Linked DNA regions of Homo sapiens: regions 2, 3, 4, 5 and 6 are each linked to region 1. A link is a contact called in ENCODE Hi-C or POLR2A ChIA-PET data. All regions are on one chromosome and are shown on one strand. The core of a region is the stretch at or near the end of the contact, and the rest is flanking DNA. Distances in the headings are between cores, read along the strand shown. Region 1 holds the start of SUPT3H (SPT3 homolog, SAGA and STAGA complex component). Region 2 holds the start of CDC5L (cell division cycle 5 like). Region 3 overlaps CDC5L (cell division cycle 5 like). Region 4 holds the start of ENPP4 (ectonucleotide pyrophosphatase/phosphodiesterase 4). Region 5 overlaps LOC101929770 (a long non-coding RNA gene). Region 6 holds the start of CLIC5 (chloride intracellular channel 5).

Region 1 (2,921 bases), core at 297-2,796:
TAGCTACCACTAGCCACATGTGGGTATTTAAACGTAAATCAATTTATTAATTTATGAATAAAATTAAAAATTAAGTTCCTCAGTGACACTTATCACATTTCAAGTGCTGAAGAGCCACTGTGCCTAGGCTACCACTAGTGCCTAAAGGCACAGATTATGGAACATCTCCATCAAGGCAGAAACTGCTAGTGAAAAGTGCAGCCCTAGACTTAGGCATACTTCGCTCCAACGTCCCGAATATCCTGAGATAAGAAACTTTCCATAGCACAATGAAGAGCATTCCATTCTTGCAAAGTACTCTCACGAACTGTTTCTCATAGGCAAATTCAGCCTCTTTGAAACATTCACCAGAAATTCCCCAAGTTTTGTCCTTCAAGTAAATCTTTGCAGGGCGAATTTAATTCCTCTTCCAGAGTCTGCCCTTCACATATACTAAGACCCCAGGTCCTCTCCTTCCAAATACATACATACATATATACACATACATATACTTATATACACACATATGTATATACATATATATACACACACATTTCTTTCTACCGAAATAACTTAACATTTCTATTAGCCTCTTGGAGAAATGCTAATTTATCCACGTGTACAGTAATACTACGTCCAGGATCGTCTGAGTGTCAAATATTACATATCACTGTCTTCATAACTTCACTCTCACGTGTGAGACCAAGTGTCCTGATTCTCTGAGAAAATAAGGTCACAGTCATTCTGAACTCCTAAAACGTGGAGAGCAAAAGCAGAGCTAATATGTACTGAGCAGCACCTGGCGCTGTTCTAAGCGTTTAACGTGTATTTTCTCATATAATCCTCACAATTCTGAAATAGGCTATAAGATCGCCATTTTACAGACCAAAACAAGGCAAAGACAAGCTAAATAATTTCCCCAGGGGTCACAGACGTGAGCTCACCCCACAGAGAACACAGCGGATCTTTTCCTCTTTCTGGATGCTACACTCCCACTAACTACCTAACTCTTCTCTCGCCGTGCCATAAAGCAACAATTTCCCTCTTTAATGATTCCTCCGGCAGCCCCCACACTACCTAGACGACCCGCGCACCCCGCTTCTCAGCACAGCCCAGCCCCCCTCACCCCACGCCCACCCGCCAAAAGGGAGGAGTCGAGAGGCAACTCCACGCTCGGCAGCGGAACCAGGGCGCTGCGCCCGGCCAGCGCCTCCCACAGCCGCCCTCCCTTCAACACTCCGGCGTAGACCACGAAGACCCAGGCAGCCGCCCTCGAGCCGGGGCCAGGGCGTGGCCGGCGCGGGGGCCCAGCGACGCTGGGATCTCCGCTCTGCGTCCCTCCCGGCTCTCTGACGTCTCCCCCGCCCGAATCCCCGCACCGCCCCCCGCAAGCCCTACAACCTCTGCTTTAAGAACCCTTGGAGGCACTGCTGCGCTTCCCGCGAGGAGAATGTGGGGGTGGAGATGGTGCGGTTTCTGCTGCTGCGGCCCGGGACACGCTTGGAAAGGGGCGGGGTGGGGGACTGAGAGTGTGGAGTGTAGAAAGGGAAAAGGTGACTCGGCTGTGTGACGGGGCGATGGGGGGGGTACAAGATGGCGTGAGCCCGACTCTCGGTGGGGCGGGGGTTGCGGAGACTGAGGAGTAAGCGATACGGACGCCCCCCGCACTGGCAGTGCGGGCGCATGCGCGCTTGGCCAGGTGGCGCGCGCTCTCCCAGCCCGAGCGAGCTACTTCCGCCACGCTCGCCGGGGGCGGGGCGTTGTGCGCGGCCTTCAGGGCCCGGCTTGGGCAGCGCTGAGCCACGCGGCGGCGTTTAGAGCTGGGGACGCTGGGAGCGGAGTGGGGACGAGCTGAGATCGGTCAGGGTGTACAGGGTGCAGGCTTGAATTCTTTAGGAATTGGGCCCGAGAGGGCTAGGATTTTTGAAGGATTGGGTGACCGGCACTGGAAGTTGATTTTCAACTCCGAGGAAGAGATTCACCGTTCTAAGCTTCTTTCCAGGAATTGGAGTGAACGGGATCTTAATGGGATTGCGCGTTTACAATGGTGAAGGGAAACGGAGGGGTCTGAACGCTCCCCGCAGGGCCGCAGTACAGGCGTGTGGATGTGGAACCCTTTCTGGGACGGCGAAACCAGCTCTTACGCCGCTTCCGCGCGCCATCACTCCCTACCCTGACCTCGCACAGAATCTGTTTCATTAATCTGCTATTAATGTTTTTTCCCCAACTCATGTTACTAGACGCAGGCGTTTAACTACCATGTTTTGTTATTGAAAACTTTTTCTACTTGAAGGCTTTTTTTTTTTTTTGGACGATTCTGTGTTTAGATTTTGGCCTGTTCCTCATTTTAAAATCTTGCACCCCCAGTATTGTACTGTACATTCTGTCCTGCCACATTTAATTGATATAGATGTAGTTCTTTAAATAATACAGTAGTCGTAAGACAATGCTTTCAGTCTTTCACTCTTTATATTATATGAAGTCTTATTTATATTTAACATTCTTATTGCCTGCTTAGAGAAGAAAACTGGTTATCCATGCTCACCTTCACACCTGTGTTGTCAAATACTATAAAATACTGTATTTTATAGGGATTCAAGTATTAACCCTCACCAAGTCTTTTTAAGCATCACTGCTTCAGTTATTTTCTTGCCTATAGATACTGTGAGTTCTGAAATCCCTTCCTTCTATTTGCTTAAATTGTTTAAAATAGCAACTTATTTGGTTATTTCCTCTGTGGATTGTAGTTGAGTCTGCTAGTGTTGTGTTTGATTCTCTTTAATCTCCCCAACGCTTCAATATTTGCCAAATACCTAAAATTCCAAAAGAATAGATATATTTAGGATGTGAGAGCTCAGCTTGATGTGTAAATCAGGGATCAATTCATTGCTGAGCAAAGTGTGCAGTATAAGGGAAAGTAACAGAGTGAGTATGGTGATAAC
Region 2 (2,921 bases), core at 258-2,757, 990 kb before region 1:
ATAGTAAAAAATAATTTAATTGTACATTTAAATTAACTAAAAGATTATAATTGGATTGTTTGTAAAACAAAAGATAAACACTTGAGATGATGGATACCCCATTTACCCTGATGTGATTATTATGTGTTGTATGCCAGTATCAAAATATCTCATGTACCCCATAAATATGTGTGTACTATGTACCCACAAAAATTAAATATAACAAATTAAAAAAAAACCGCCCCATTACAGGAGAGGTCCAAATGAAAACATTTTGTTTGAGTTTAACTGGCCACAGGTCCAATGGTTTCTTATACACCACACAGTGGGTAAACAGCTCAAGGGCGGGCTGCCCGCCAGCATAAACCTTTGAGTGGCAAACACTACCAGGGTGGCCATGGAAAATGCCCTCTTGCTGACCATAATTGCACAGAATGTGTGTAAATAAAAGCTAAAAGGAAAAAGAAAATTCTGTAGCTCTTCCAGAAGAGGCAAACGGAGAAATGAAGAAATATAAAGAGATAGGCACTATATAAATACTAAGTACTATAAATAGGGCATTTCCCAACCCACTAAATATTTTGATATTTTCCAGGGATGGAGCCAGAGATGTTCTGGAAGGATGAAGGAGACTGCATGAGTAATTGGGGTGGGGTAGCAGAGAGTTTGCCAATCCCTACCTCACTGGGTTTTAGTTATGTTTCAGTTAATCTGCCTCCTCATTTACGAGGCGGGTATTGTTAGCTCCACTTTTCAGATGAGGATACTGAGATTCAGTAAGGTTATTACCCAAACTTATGAGAAAGCCAAGATTTCACAATATTTCAACCCAACTCGACTTTGTCTAATACCAGTGCGTACCAATGGCATTATTAATCCAGACTGGGCGATGAATTAAAAACTCTGACGTGACGTTTCTGCAGGTTTCTGGAAGAAGCCTGGATCACCTGGGGACGGGGTGAAGTTGGCGTTGCCCTCCTTGCAGTAATAGCTGCTATTGTTTTGCAGCAGTTATTATGGATCAGATACTGTGCTGGGTCTATGATCTCATTTAGCCCTTACGACAATCCTGTGAGGTTGGCATTACTATGATCTCTATTTTACAGGTTAGGAAACTGAGCCTTAAATAAACTACTGGATTTTCCTGAGTATTCTGTGAATAAATTCCTATTACTGAAATACTTGAAAGGGCTAGATTAATAAATTAACAAAGCCTTCTTCGGAGCAACTGTGCTGAAATTCCGTACGCGTGACGTTCCCACCCTCTGCCACTCGGTGACGTCACGATCAATCCCACCACTAAGTTCCCAGCCAAGCGCTACCGCCGCTATCTCGCGAGAGCCGTAGTTTCTTCCATTCTGTTTTGGACATGCGCGGGGCGTAAGGCGCTTTGGCCAGAGTGGTTTGATGGTTTTGTGTTAGTCTTCCTGCAGCTGAGCTTCCACAAGACACTTTTTCCCTTTCAGCCACCCAATATCTCGCGAGACTTGCTATTCTGCGCCCCCTCCCACCTTGCGCTTGCGCAGATCTTCAAAGCAGAAGGTCGCGCTTGGAGGAAGTGGCGGCTTTGAGTCCGGTGGCCCAATCGCTGTTACTACTTCTCTGAAGCTCCTCTCGGCTGCTTGCCGAGACACCCTGCCGCCAAGATGCCTCGAATTATGATCAAGGGGGGCGTATGGAGGAATACCGAGGTAAGTCTCCTTTTCCCGCCGTCCGCTGCCCGCCGCTCCCTCTAGCAGCTTGTGCGCACGCGCGCGGAGGTCGGGGGGGCGACGAGGAGACCCTGTGGGGTCTGCGTGGAGGGCAGCCCGGGGGCTGACCCTTGGGGCCCTTTCCGTGTGTCTGGCCCCGTGTTGTGCGAGCGCCAGTAGGACAGGGACCGTGATGTCACCACCTGGCTACTCGGCTCCAAGCTCACTTGTTAGGCCCTGAGTGAACATTTGTTGACTTGAATACGCCCCCTCCCACCCCGCCCCCCCGCCCCCCCCGGCCCCGGGAAGAACTCAGAGTTCCAACTCAGCCAGAGTTGGTCCCCCGGGGCACCATCCACTCTTAGTCCAGGCACCACGACTCTGTCTCATACTCAGAAATAAAGAAGTTGCCGTGGCCACAACTTTGTGTCTCCATTGACTTCCTTGCAGAGGGGAAGCAGTTTGAGTGCCAGGTTCAGAGAGCCCGTTTATGCCCGCATCTCTCTGGTTATCTGTTATCAGGGCATAACCTGTCTGCCATCTCGACAGATCCCAAGGTCTGTCTCTTTCTGTCACTGCCTTTGCCTAGATAGAAGCCAGAAAGGAAAAACTGGCCTAGGATAGTCTCTGTTTCCAGAAACGTAGTGGATAGTGCCATTGGTGAGCCAAAGGGCAGTAGAGTGGGAGTGAAATAGAAATTAGATTTTAGTGCGTTTTGTGTTCAGAGTGTACCGAATTTATCAGTTTCTGGAGCACATCATGTCTTTTCATGCTCTGTGTCTTTTTTTCGTTACATTTTATGGCTTCTTTTTTTTTTTTTTTTTACATCTTTTGCCTTCCTAGCGCTTGACATCTTTCTGATCATCCTTCAAACCTAGTTCGGAAACACTTCTTGGAATCTCTGTAAGAATTAATTGCACCCCCGATATTCTCATGATACCTTTTTCTTCCGTTTGTTAAAACTTGCTTTGTCTTTTTGTAAGCATCACATCCTCTGTGTGGTACTCGGTAAGTTTCTTAACTTCTGAAAGCCTCAGTTTTCTACTTTTTCTAAATTGGGATAATAATACTTAACCTCTCTTGAGGATTACACGAGTTAATACGTTTGGAATATTTAGATCAGAGTAGGGCACATAGTAGCCTCTGAGTAAGAGCTAGTTGCTCTTTCACCTCACCAGACAGCATGGCGAGAGGACCAGGTCTTGGTATCCCTAGGACCTAGGACAGTAACCAACATGAAGTAGGTTGCTC
Region 3 (2,921 bases), core at 213-2,712, 950 kb before region 1:
CGGGCCAATCTGGCTAGTAAAAAGGACAGAATTGAATCACTTGAAAAGAGGCTCGAGGTTGGTATCCTTTTAAAATTTTAATTTTAAATGTACTTTGATTGAGATAATGAACTAAATAATGCCACTGGAGACAATGTCAGAAAAACACACCTGAGGTGCTTATTGCCTTTTTAGTTGTTGGAGAAAACTACACTTAAGTGTTGGATCTTCTTGGCCTTGTTCATTGTTTTTTTTTGTTTGTTTTGTTTTTGTTTTTTTTTTAAAGAATTGTTGGCCTTCATGACTAAAGAGTGCCCTGCAAGTTGACCAGAGGTCAATCAGAACCTTTAGATGTGGGAGCAAGGAGCCAAGAAGCCAATACTAGTCACTCAGAACAGGCAGGTCATTGCTAGCATAGCCTGTTTTCTCTGAAGAGGAATCTCAGCAGTAACGAGGAGTTTTCTTTTTATAACAAAGAGAGTACATTTACAAAACTTAAATACAATTCTGTTCATCCTTGGATTACTGTGAGTTTGAGTTAGGGAGGGCAGAGCTGGATTATCTAGTTAGTGGCTTCCATGATTTTTCATGTCTGTGAAAATGTTGAAAACATACTAGATGCAGTTTCAGGACATGTGGTTTCTTAATATAGTTTGCATATTTTGAATTCCAGAATCTGTGTAGGCATTTTGCCAATGGCATGTAAATTGTGGTTCACAGACCACCAGGCTGCCTTGTGCATTCTTTTTTTTTTTTTTTGAGACCTAGTCTCAGTCTGTTGCCAGGCTGCAGTGCAGTGGTGCAATCTTGGCTCACTCCAACCTCTACCTCCTGGTTTCAAGCGATTCTCCTGCCTCAGCCTCCCTAGTAGCTGGGACTACAGGCACGCCCCACCACGCCCAGTTAATTTTTGTATTTTTAGTAGAGACAGAGTTTCACCATGTTGGCCAGGATGGTCTTGATCTCTTGACCTCGTGATCCACCCATCTCAGCCTCCCAAAGTGCTGGGATTACAGGCGTGAGCCACCATGCCCGGCTATGCCTTGTGCATTTTTAATGGTAATCTTTAGGGGCATTTCTAAGGCCAAGGTGGGATGGGAGAGAAGGGGTACTTCAGGCAGTCATATACAGAAAATCGTCTTGGTTTCCTCTTTTATGTGATTACCAGTTTCTCTTTACAAAAAGTGCATTTGAAAATATTTTTATTTAGGGTTAAAGCCAGAAGTAGTAAAATCACTTGGGGTGGTTGGGGCTGTATGGGGCTGAGGAAATGAGCAGGAAAAAGCAGTATCTTTTAATTTGAGTTATTCTGAGTTTTAATTTAACCATTAAGATCACATATATATAGGTAGCTGATGGTTAATGCCTGTGAACCTCTTTTTTTCTCAGTGAGAAATGACTGGTTCTGAAGTAATTCTCATCTTGGGTAAAATCTTAGTTCAGTGCTGCTAATTATTTGTATTACCAACTTCCAGCAGGGTGTGCTGTTGCTCTGTGTTGTGGTTCAGTGTTAAAGCCAGGGAAAATAGAACATCAGTGGTTAAATTGTAAGTTACATTTTTTTGTTGTGTAGGCTTCATTTCTTATAAATGGTAGTTAGCAGTGTAATTGTGATCTAATATCAGCATCATCACTGATTGAAAAGCTATTTGGAAAGCTTCTTTGTATTATTTATATATAAATACTTAGGTTTCTTACTTAGTATGAAAATCTTCTCATTTGAGGTGGGTAAACTCTTTTTGCCGCAAATGGCAAGAACATTTTGTGCTTTTTTAAATGGTAGAAAATTTTTTTCTCCCTAAATCTCATTTACTTTGTTGAGGTACTAACTTTCATGACAGCAAATAAATGTGTCACACAGTGAGTGGTGCCATAAAGTACAGTAATTTTTATTTCTGTGTTGAATTGGTCTTATGAATTTTAAAGGGAAAAATACAGAAAGAGCCACTCCTGTTCTTTTGGAGATTTATTTGGGTCGTTTATGAGCAACCATTAAAAACATGTGGTTCTCTTTGTTCAGTTCAGTACCAGGAACTGAAATCTTCCGTTGAACTATTTTTGTTGAAGGATTGGTGATTTTGGAGAATATTCATAAAGCAGTCTGAAGTCATTTTTCTTTTCTTGACTCTTGGATAACTTACTTTATTGTTTACCCAGCTAGTTACTTTTAAAGAATACTTAATCAAGTCCTTTAATTTGGTAAACTGTGCTTATTTCAAATGAAAGTTCATGAAATCTTTTAAAAAAAGAAAAGCAGCTCAAAGACTTGAATAAACAAACCCCCATTTTATTTGTATCCATCACTAATTCAGAACTAGGTTTCTTTTAGCTTGTTTTAGTTTTTGAAGACACAGTTCTATTGGTTTGAAATACATAAATATTTTATTTCAATTGTGGTAATTCTTTCATTTCAGTTGATTGCTAAATTATAAACATTATTCAAAGTTTGTTGTGGGGAAGGAACTCCAGTTATATTGTATAAACTAAATGCTATACTTAAATTATCCTTTCCACTCTTAGGTTCAGGAGATAAGCCCTTCTCTGTAAGCACTGTATGCCATGGCTGCCAGTGTGTTTGATTTTTGCTGCCATGAACTTTGGAACCGTGAATCTAAATTATGGCCCTATCACTGCCTATCAAGCAAGATGAAGTCCAGCTTTGTCGTGGCTGGTGTCTCCTGAATGGATTAAAAAAAAAAAATGCCCTGAGGTTTATATTGGAGGTAGTCTTTGAGCCATTCATTACTCATGATTAATATTTGAAACTTAGCACTTAAGTGAAAATCCTTAAGATACTCATTTAAAACTAATAGAACCATCTCAGATTTTATGTAGAATGTGGTAGAGGATGTGTGTGTGCAAGGAGTTTGTTAAATAAATAGAATCAGAATGCAGTTACAGGTCAGAAATAAGTGGAAAAGACTTCTGAATTGTAACCAAGT
Region 4 (2,921 bases), core at 296-2,795, 750 kb after region 1:
ATGTCATTGGACATTACCTAAATTCCCCCAAAACTTGGCCTTACCCTGACTATTGTTCAAATTGGGGTACTTTTTTGGTCATAATGATAATAATCCCCAAAACAACATGTGTCAGATACTGTGCTGAATACTCTACTCGCTTTCCTCATTCATTTGATAGTAAGAGGTTGGTATTGTAACAAGACGCGTTTTGCAGATGAGGAAATGAAAGCTCAAATAGGTTGAGACACTGGCCCATGATTGCTCTGCTGGTGAGTGACAGAGTGAGTATTCAAACCAGGTTCTAGGGTCTGCAGGTTCTAGGGATTCAGCTACAGACCCACTACCATCCCCTCCAGCTCTGAAAGCCCATGGATCTAAGATGCCCATATTCACCAATGCACAGGCCAACCTGAGACTTAAAACTGGAATTAATTTATCAAGGCACAAACTAATAATCAACGGAATACATCTATTGCCAAATCATCTCCATGGCTGCTTCCAGATTGTTGGTAATAGCTATACTGTAAGGTTCAGACCAAGGGGACCAACGTCAGAATTTGTTATCTAAGGTCCAGTACTGCAGTTTACTAATCCAGGTACTGGATTTACAGCTATTAAATACTTAACACTTGAGGATATCACATGTGATTAATATTCTTAATTTATTTGTACTTTTTATTTGAGCTGGAGATACAGTAGTGAACAAGAAAGAAAATACCTTCTGGAGCCTGCATTTTAACAAGCGGGACAATTAAATTCAATAGTGATTTAGCAAGTACTTCTATACCAAGTTCTGTTTGGCACTACAGATAAAAAGAAAAAAGATGCTATCCTCTCACTGCCAAGTGTGCCTGGACAACCCAACTGTTAGCGAATAATTCTACTTCTGTTTGGTAACTGCTCTTTATGTTGGAAAGTTTAGTTACATTATTCTATTAAATAACCTTCCAATTAAAAGCAGGAGCACAATCCCACATACGCGTCTGTCAAAGTAAGCACCCATTTCTCAGCTGTAACTCATTACTGGTTCCCTGCCGCAGGCACTGTGCTGCTTTTAACCTTACTTGTAAACTATTACCTAACTTCCCCGGTAAAGGTGCTCGCTTATCCAGTAAGACGGACAGACGTCTATGGTAGATCCACGTTTCATTTATCCCAACTCACTGGAACTGGCTGAAGCTTCTCCAGACTTGTGCCGGACCTTGGTGCAGCCAAAGTTGCTTTCTCCGCGGCCACCTAAGCTGCCAGGTGCACATTAACTAAGTGGCAGAAGGCCATCGGCTTGGCAATTGCCTGAGGCCTTTCCGGGACTCGCTGGTTTTTAGGTTCCATGAAGGGCATCCAGATCTAGGATGATACGAAAAGTGCGTGGTGGGAGAGTGGAATCAACCTCTACTCTTAGGTCCGATACAACCCCTCCAAGCACCTGTCTAACCAATCGGAAAGAAAGTTACATTCAACGCTGGTTCTAGCATCCAATCCAAGGACGTGTTTCAGACTCTGCTGCCCGGTCCCAGCCAGCCCTGAGCTGGCGCCTTAGACGCTCGCCTGGCAGCTGCGCACACTCGGAGCGCCCCGAGCGGCGCAGATAGGGACGTTGGGGCTGTGCCCCGCGGCGCGGCGCCTGCCACTGCGCAGGCGCCTCAGGAAGAGCTCGGCATCGCCCCTCTTCCTCCAGGTCCCCCTTCCCCGCAACTTCCCACGAGTGCCAGGTGCCGCGAGCGCCGAGTTCCGCGCATTGGAAAGAAGCGACCGCGGCGGCTGGTGAGTACGCGCCTCGCGCGCTCGGCGTTCTGGGGGGCAATGTCACCCCCTCTCCAGTCCCCTAGGGGCTTTGAAAATAGAGATGGTGAGACCAGACCCTATGACCCACTCTCCCCCACTACACGCACATCCCCTGGGGCGCGGCGGGGACGTCCACGAAGGGACTCAAAGAGCCAGGGAGGTGGCGGGCCGAGGCGGAGGCCAGGAAGGGAAGAGGAAAGAAAAATTAGCAGGTGCTGGGGAAGGCAACCTGTGGTGTTAAGTGTGAAGGGAGGGAAGTCAGCCGAACGGTAGTGGAGGAACCTAAGGTGGGTCTGGGGTAAAATTGAGGGGAGCTGGGGCGGGGTCGCCAGGCTTTTGGTTTTAAAGGAGAACCACCCATGGCATCGACATCCGTCTGTCTGAATATTAGATTAGAGTTTATGTTAATTATAGATAATGATATTTAAGAACTAATTTCCTGGAAAACAAGCCAACCAAACAATAAAAGGTACATTTAAGTGCCTTTTTAAAGGGCTGGATTAAAAGCACGTAAGGACTTAAAAACAATGCTTCCTTTTCTTGTCACAACCACCCTATGAGATCATAGCATTCCCATTTTACAGATGACGAAAGTCAGGCTCAGAGAAGTGAAGGGACGCGTCCAACCAAGATTGTACAACTAGTGACAGGCAGATTCAGGTTTACACCAGATCTGACTCCAGAAGGGCTTTGCTTAATCAGGCAATCTTGTGGACCCAAGTCTGAAGGAAGATTTGCCAACTACTGTGAAATATCAACTGCTGGTTTCAGTATTATGAGCTTCTATTTCTTCTTTTTTCCCCTCAGAGATTGTTTCAATCTGTTTTAAGGAAATTAAGAGGCCTGCTGCACTTGTGCGTCTTCCCCCCACCTCCACTTAAATTAGTTACAGGATATAATTTGGAAGACATTTTTTTTTATGGTCTCAGGTCTTAGATTTATTTATTTATTAATTATTATTATTATACCTTAAGTTTTAGGGTACATGTGCACAATGTGCAGGTTAGTTACATATGTATATATGTGCCATGCTGGTGCGCTGCACCCACTAACCCATCATCTAGCATTAGGTATATCTCCCAATGCCATCCCTCCCCCTTCCCCCCACCCCACAACAGTCCCCAGAGTGTGATGTTCCCCTTCCTGTGTCCATG
Region 5 (2,921 bases), core at 179-2,678, 640 kb before region 1:
ATCCCCATGGCCGACAAGGACATGGAGGACAGGTACATGTTCCTCTCCTACTATGCCTTCCAGGCACACTCATTCTCTCCAGGCCAGGACAGCAGCATCTGAATCAACCCTGCAGGTAGGCATTCCATTCAAACCCAGCATTTTCCTCTTCTAGGAACTTATTCTGAAGACATAATGAGGGATGCGTATGAGGATATGTATCACAGCATTACTTCTATTTGTGAAAAATCACAGATCATATAAATATCCCACAGGAAAGGATAGATTACATCATTAAATACATGCTGATAGTAAAATCAAATTGTAGATTAATATTTATGGCCAACATTTTTGACATATTATTACATTTTAACTGGCAGGCTACAAACAGTATGACAATTTTTTGTAATGAAAAGAATGGCTATGTGTACATATTTCATAGGAAAACACTAAGTGTGCATGCCAGGAGGTGAAGAGGATTCTTTTCGGGTTGAGGAATTGTGTGAGTGGGTTTTCCCTTTTTTCTTTTTTCAGATATTGCAAGGTTGGTTTGTTTTTACATCGAGTATATATTAGGTTTGTAATTTGAAAAAAGAATTCTTTATGTAAGGGTTACTCATGAATAATATTAGCAAATGCTTGCCTGGTGCTTATTTTATGCCAACCTCTGTTCTGAGTGCTTTTCATGGATTAAGTGATTTAACCCTCACGAGAATTTAGACACGGGAACCATAGCTCAGGAGGGCTGGGCAGGTTGCCCAGGTCAGCAGAGTTGGTATGTGGCAGAGCTAGAATCTGAAGCCAAGCCATCTGCCAACAGGGTCCATGCAATTAACCACTGCACCACATTATTACTCCCCAGTGGAAAAAGACAATCCCCATGGCCAACAAGGACATGCGTGGAAATGCATGTGTTCCTCTCCTGCTATTGGTAGCAGAGGTTCCCTTGATACACCTTGATCCCAAGTGCTCCATGATGGTAGTGCTCAGGTACTATATTCAGTGAATGAATGCAAGTGACAGGTTCCACTTGTCCCCCAGGATCTGAAAAGACAGTCCAGCTTTTGCTAGATTTTGAGCATGACCATGATGGGACTCAAGGAACCTTCCCTCCCTAACTTGGCAGTGGGTGACTTGACTTCCTCACATGCTCTGGAGGATGGTTTTCCACTGAGAAACCTGTCCTGTCTTCTACTTTTCTGGGAGGGTAGAGGATGGCTCAGGGTATCATGGCTCTATCCCCATCGAAGGGGGCAGAGGGGATTCACCAGCTGTGGTAGGTCATTGCTTTGTGGCATTCAATGAACTATGTCTCTTAGAAGTCACACTTTTGTGTGGTCGCTCCTGCATTGACTCTGGAGTTTGCCATGTGGCTTTCTTTGGCCAAAAGGATATTAACAAGCATGATCCAAGCCGTGGCTTTATGAGTGCTTGCGCACTAGGCTTGTCTTCTTAGAACAGTTCCTCTTGGAACCCAGCCACCCTGCTGCTAAAAGGAAGTCCAGACTAGGCCAGTGGATAATGCAGGGACATGGGAGAGAAGCTCTGGAGGATAAGAGGCCATCTTGGACATTCCAGCTTCAAACAAGCTTCCAGATGAAAGCAGCTGCTAAATGAGCCCTGCCAAACCACCCAGCTGAATCCAGTCAACACAGATTCATGAGAAATCATAAATCGTTGTTATAAGCCACTAAATTGGTAGTTTGTTCTGCAGCCACAGGTAACTGAAATACTAGTCTTCTTTTCCTGGACACGCCTGAAAACAGATCCATATATACTTATTAAGTACCCACTGTGTGCCCAGCCCTGTTCTAGGCACTATGGGATAATCATGAAAGGATTCTAAGAAATGAGAATCTGAGGAGACAAGACTGCTACAGGAAGTAAATCTGAAGAAGAATTATGGCTAAACTGCTGCATAGTAAGGAAAGGCGACTGATTTCCCCAACCCAGCCCCCAACATTTCACCTCACAGCAAAGCTGTTGTGGCTGATAAATTTGGCAAACAGGGGTGGCATTGTTGGATACATTGATCTTTTACTTTATTATGATGATGGTTTTGGGCACCTCGGGCCCCCAGCTTTGTTAAATGCTGTTCCTATGGCAGGACAGTATTCTCCATGCACTTAAAGGGGAACCATTTGTGTGACCTTCAGATCAAAGAAGGTAGATGAGATGGAGAATTGAGTGGCCTACTCAGCCGATGGACTGTGACACACCATCATTACTCTTTAATGGGTGGGAGGGGGTCTTGCTAGTGCATCTGCTTGGCTCTGGCTAGGACTGGCCTGCTCACAACTTCATGAATATTCAGTTGCTCCATGAAGGTCCACTGCCTAGAACATTGGAGCAACCCGGAGGGTCATCTGGTCTGATGTTCTCACTGTTGAAAGGAGGAAACTGAGGCCCAGAGGTGAGAAGGGCTCGCTGGAGGGCACACAAGATTTATAGCTCCTCCATCACTGGCGCTGGTGTTAGCCACAGCTCAGCTGTGGTTTGCAGATCCTCTGAGACCCCAAATCCCATGCTCTTTCTCTTACTGCCCTCCACCCTCCTGCTCGGGGCTTGCTTTGGTGGCCAAGCAACCAGGGAACTGAGAAAGTCCACCCAGTTGCAACAAGGCTATATACATTAACCTCTGCTTCAGACAGTATACATGAAACTGCAAAAGTGTGCAGAGACACAGTTCCACTTAAAGCATTTAAAGGTGTCCTGAGGGGAGTGCTTGGGAAAGCAGGCAGACAGCCCATCATTTCACTTTCTCTCTTAGTTTGATTTTCAGTGTGGGTTTTGCTTCTAAGGGGCCATACCTCATACTGCACACTTGAAGGAATGCCAGTTGTGCTTGAAACCCTACACATTCCTGAGCAGCCCCTTTTCCCATCTGGGCCAGTGCAGGTGGATGGCAGGACCCCTGGCCTCAGGAGCCTTGCTGCTGACAC
Region 6 (2,921 bases), core at 145-2,644, 640 kb after region 1:
TATTTCTAGGGAAACTTTGCACTGAGAGAGTTTTCCCCCTTTGTGAAAGGTCTTGGCGCCCAGGCAGTCCCCGACTTCCCCTCCCCCAAGTCCTGGCGACTGTTTCTGCTCAGCCCTGGAGGCTACTCTCCCGCAGCCTCAGGTTTCCCTACTTCTGCAGCGTCGGCACCAAGGGCTGATCAAATGTTTCTTTCTCCTTACACCGGCGGACCGGGAAACGCCGCCGCAGCCTCGCCTCCATCCTTCCTCCTACAGGTTGCAAATAAAGTACAGCAGCTCTGACATTAGGCAGTTTCTGTCCAAGGAGCAAGGTGACTTCATTTAATTTGCACTGTGCTCCTTCATCCCTGTCTGCATCAGGTTGAACGGGAGGCTCTCCCTACTACCAAACGCCTAACATTTCCTTGATACTGCCTTGAAAAATCATGATTATGACAAAAATAATAACGTCGGAGAATGGAGTGCTTGTTTTCTGCTTTGCAAGTCACCAAGCAAGAAAACACTTTTGTCTCCTTGGCTTTTATTTTAGGATCTCTGAGCGAAAGAGAGAAAGAGAATTTTAAGAAATGTCATTTTCGCTTTGCCAAAGATCATTGTGTCAATAACGTTTCTCTCCCATTCCTCCCCCTCCTCCCGTTTTAAAGGAAAGGTTCACGGGTCCAGCCAGGTTTCTGCCGCATCCCGACACCTGGAGACGTCTTTCAGGACCAGCCTGAATCGCGTCCGGGCTGGGCTCTGGACTCGGACTCGCAGCGGTGACAGCGGAGGCGGGGACGGGGGTGGACAAACTGCGGATCAACTCTCCGAGAAGACGGCCACCTGCCGGAACCTGCCTTCCTCCATTCCGCCCAGGAGCCTCGCAGCGGGGCGCTGGCCTGCGGAAAGGCCACGGGGGAGCACAGGGCTCCGCGCCGCCCTCCTGGGAGGGTCCGGAGTCCAGCGCACCCCGAGCCCTGGTGGGTGAGCCCGGCGGGAGGCGCGGCAGGTGCGGCGGGAGACTGGACCCCGACCTACCTTCACAAAGAGCTCGATCTCGGGGTCCCTGTCGTCCCCGTTAGCTGTCGCCGAGTCTGTCATGCCGTTGGCGCCCGGGGCTACCGTCCCGGGCCGGGGAGGCGCCACCTCTGCAGCACCTGGGCCAGCACTCTGCGCTCCTGCCGCTGCCCAGCGGGGCTCCTCTTCAGGGCGGTGTTTAATTTTTCACAAAACCATCTATTCTCCAGCCCGAGCAGCGGGGTCTGAGAGATCAGTGTCCCAGATGCTCACATGAAAAGGAGCGAAGCCGGGAGGAGGCGGGGGGCCACGGGGAAAGCCGGGTTAAGGGAATGACAACAGGTCGTGGGAGCAACAAGTGCCGGGCTGCCCGGAGGTGTCACAGGATCCGCGACTGTCAGCGATCCCGCCGCCGCCAACGCGCCCAAAATAGCCGGCGGCTGCAGGGCGGGGTCAGCCGGGCGGGGACGCGGCGGGGACACCCCGGCAGCTCGGGCCTGGGCCGGGCCACGGCCCCCCGCCCCAAGACCCCGCAGGGCAGGAGGCGGAGACAGAGCTGGTCCTGGCAAAGCCACCAAGGCCAAGAGGATGTCCTGGGGGCGGATAATGAGGCGAAGGCAGAAAGAGTCGAGGAGAAGGGGAAGGGGAAGAGGAAGGGGAAAGGGGAAGGGGAAGAGGAAGGGGAAAGGGGAAGGGGAAGAGGAAGGGGAAAGGGGAAGGGGAAGAGGAAGGGGAAAGGGGAAGGGGAAGAGGAAGGGGAAAGGGGAAGGGGAAGGAAGAGAGGAGATGGCTCTCAAGTCTTCTGTTTCTTTAATAAAGCGTCAGCTCCTCCGAGTTACTCCACTACCAGCCTTACCCACTTGGAAAGCCCTTCCTGTCTTAGTGATGCTCAGAACCCCCACCAAAAGGGGCATTTGCCATCCTTGGGCTAAGCAAAAGGAGAGTAGGGTGCTGGGGACGGGCAGGGCAGGGCAGGGGTGGCTCCTGGGGCAGAGGGGTGAGTCAACCCGGTCAGGTGCGGCTTCCATGCCTTTCAGCCTTCTGGGTTTGTTTATTTTTCTTCTCCCTTCTTTCATTTTCTTTCTATTTCTTCCTTTATTTTCTGATCTTACTTCATTCCCGTTCTCTTCTGGTTGTTTTAGTGAAGTAGGATGCAAACACAGAAAAGATGCACATATCTTAGGTGTATGCCTCAATGAATTTTCACAATCCAACCCACCCATGTAACGAGCGCCAGATGAAGAATAAAATGTTAGCCACAGCCCTAGAAGCTCCTCCTGCTCTCTCCTCTCCACATCTTTTCTCCCGTCTCCACTGTCCCAGGGTAACCATTATTCTGGCTTGTAGCAGCATAGGATCTTTTTGCCTGGAATGTTGGTGTCTGGCTTCTTTCGCTCATTACTATGTTTGTGAGATTCATCCATTGTGCTATGTGTAGTTGTGTATCATCCATTTTCACCGACACACTTACTTATTCATTCTTCTGTCAATGGACATTTGTGCAGGTGACTATCATGACTACTCTGTCACGAACATTCTCTCTATCAAACATCTTTTGGTTGGATTCACAGACACTTTTCTCTTGGATGTATACTTAGGAGTGGACTTGCTGAGTTGTAGTGTATAAGAATGCTCTCCTTGTGTAAACACTGCCATAGGTTTTCTAAAGTGGTTGCACCAACAGACATTCCCACCCTTCAGTTCTTTAAAAAATAATTATTGAATGTTTTGCACCAGAATCTGGTGGAATTCTCTTTGTCTTCTTTGCCTTCTCTTTAATTAATCCTGTTTGTGCTATGTCCTTCCTTACTAAAAACATGTATTTGTTTAATAGCTTTATTAAAAAATTTATCGCTTAATAAAAAAATAAGTAATAATACTTATTATGTGCTAGGCAAAAATGTTGAGCACTTTACATGTGTGAACTT

The links. Hi-C counts contacts between places; a loop is a spot of excess contacts on that map. ChIA-PET counts read pairs that join two places held with the same protein, here RNA polymerase II (POLR2A). Pooled maps may share reads with other maps.
Region 2: a loop to region 1 is called in a pooled map, with 18 times the contacts of the local background. The contact joins the promoter of CDC5L here to the promoter of SUPT3H in region 1. A Hi-C loop is called at or near these places in 1 of 37 single-sample maps with no recorded cell type and 17 of 50 pooled maps.
Region 3: a loop to region 1 is called in a pooled map, with 9 times the contacts of the local background. The contact joins the enhancer-like site here to the promoter of SUPT3H in region 1. A Hi-C loop is called at or near these places in 4 of 50 pooled maps. POLR2A ChIA-PET finds 5 or more read pairs at or near these places in 2 of 52 experiments (K562 and activated T-cell).
Region 4: a map of CD4-positive, alpha-beta T cell shows a loop between it and region 1 (14-fold over the local background). The contact joins the promoter of ENPP4 here to the promoter of SUPT3H in region 1. A Hi-C loop is called at or near these places in 3 of 168 maps with a recorded cell type or tissue (B cell, CD4-positive, alpha-beta T cell and naive thymus-derived CD4-positive, alpha-beta T cell), 2 of 37 single-sample maps with no recorded cell type and 13 of 50 pooled maps. POLR2A ChIA-PET finds 5 or more read pairs at or near these places in 2 of 52 experiments (CD4-positive, alpha-beta memory T cell and activated B cell).
Region 5: a pooled map shows a loop between it and region 1 (5-fold over the local background). The contact joins the enhancer-like site here to the promoter of SUPT3H in region 1. A Hi-C loop is called at or near these places in 2 of 37 single-sample maps with no recorded cell type and 3 of 50 pooled maps. POLR2A ChIA-PET finds 5 or more read pairs at or near these places in 2 of 52 experiments (IMR-90 and OCI-LY7).
Region 6: a loop to region 1 is called in a map of CD8-positive, alpha-beta T cell, with 8 times the contacts of the local background. The contact joins the promoter of CLIC5 here to the promoter of SUPT3H in region 1. A Hi-C loop is called at or near these places in 2 of 168 maps with a recorded cell type or tissue (CD8-positive, alpha-beta T cell and naive thymus-derived CD4-positive, alpha-beta T cell), 1 of 37 single-sample maps with no recorded cell type and 11 of 50 pooled maps. POLR2A ChIA-PET finds 5 or more read pairs at or near these places in 1 of 52 experiments (activated T-cell).

What each region holds. Positions count from the first base shown.
Region 1 is chr6:45,376,388-45,379,308 of GRCh38, forward strand. It overlaps SUPT3H (SPT3 homolog, SAGA and STAGA complex component), which reads right to left and starts at 1,547. Exons shown (of 11, transcript NM_003599.4): 1 at 1,381-1,547. The region is part of intron 2 of RUNX2 (RUNX family transcription factor 2); the gene reads left to right. RefSeq lists silencers at 1,189-1,468, 1,789-1,838 and an enhancer at 1,479-2,022.
Region 2 is chr6:44,386,199-44,389,119 of GRCh38, forward strand. It overlaps CDC5L (cell division cycle 5 like), which reads left to right and starts at 1,508. Exons shown (of 16, transcript NM_001253.4): 1 at 1,508-1,670. The coding sequence starts at 1,626. It overlaps LOC124901323 (a long non-coding RNA gene), which reads right to left and starts at 1,721. Exons shown (of 4, transcript XR_007059595.1): 1 at 841-1,721. RefSeq lists an enhancer at 1,390-1,589.
Region 3 is chr6:44,429,854-44,432,774 of GRCh38, forward strand. CDC5L (cell division cycle 5 like) reads left to right here. Exons shown (of 16, transcript NM_001253.4): 14 at 1-57. Among named protein-coding and RNA genes, the nearest start is that of MIR4642, 4.3 kb to the right of the region's middle. Within about 2 kb of position 1,463, at least 3 of the 41 ENCODE cell types and tissues checked have a DNase peak (open chromatin) inside an H3K27ac peak, as active enhancers do.
Region 4 is chr6:46,128,444-46,131,364 of GRCh38, forward strand. It overlaps ENPP4 (ectonucleotide pyrophosphatase/phosphodiesterase 4), which reads left to right and starts at 1,546. Exons shown (of 4, transcript NM_014936.5): 1 at 1,546-1,746. It also overlaps a transcript of CLIC5 not described here.
Region 5 is chr6:44,732,588-44,735,508 of GRCh38, forward strand. All of the region lies in intron 1 of LOC101929770 (a long non-coding RNA gene), which reads left to right. Among named protein-coding and RNA genes, the nearest start is that of MIR4642, 300 kb to the left of the region's middle. Within about 2 kb of position 1,429, at least 3 of the 41 ENCODE cell types and tissues checked have a DNase peak (open chromatin) inside an H3K27ac peak, as active enhancers do.
Region 6 is chr6:46,014,466-46,017,386 of GRCh38, forward strand. CLIC5 (chloride intracellular channel 5) reads right to left here and starts at 1,395. Exons shown (of 6, transcript NM_016929.5): 1 at 1,015-1,395. The coding sequence starts at 1,077. RefSeq lists enhancers at 508-1,352, 1,353-2,197 and a silencer at 1,046-1,095.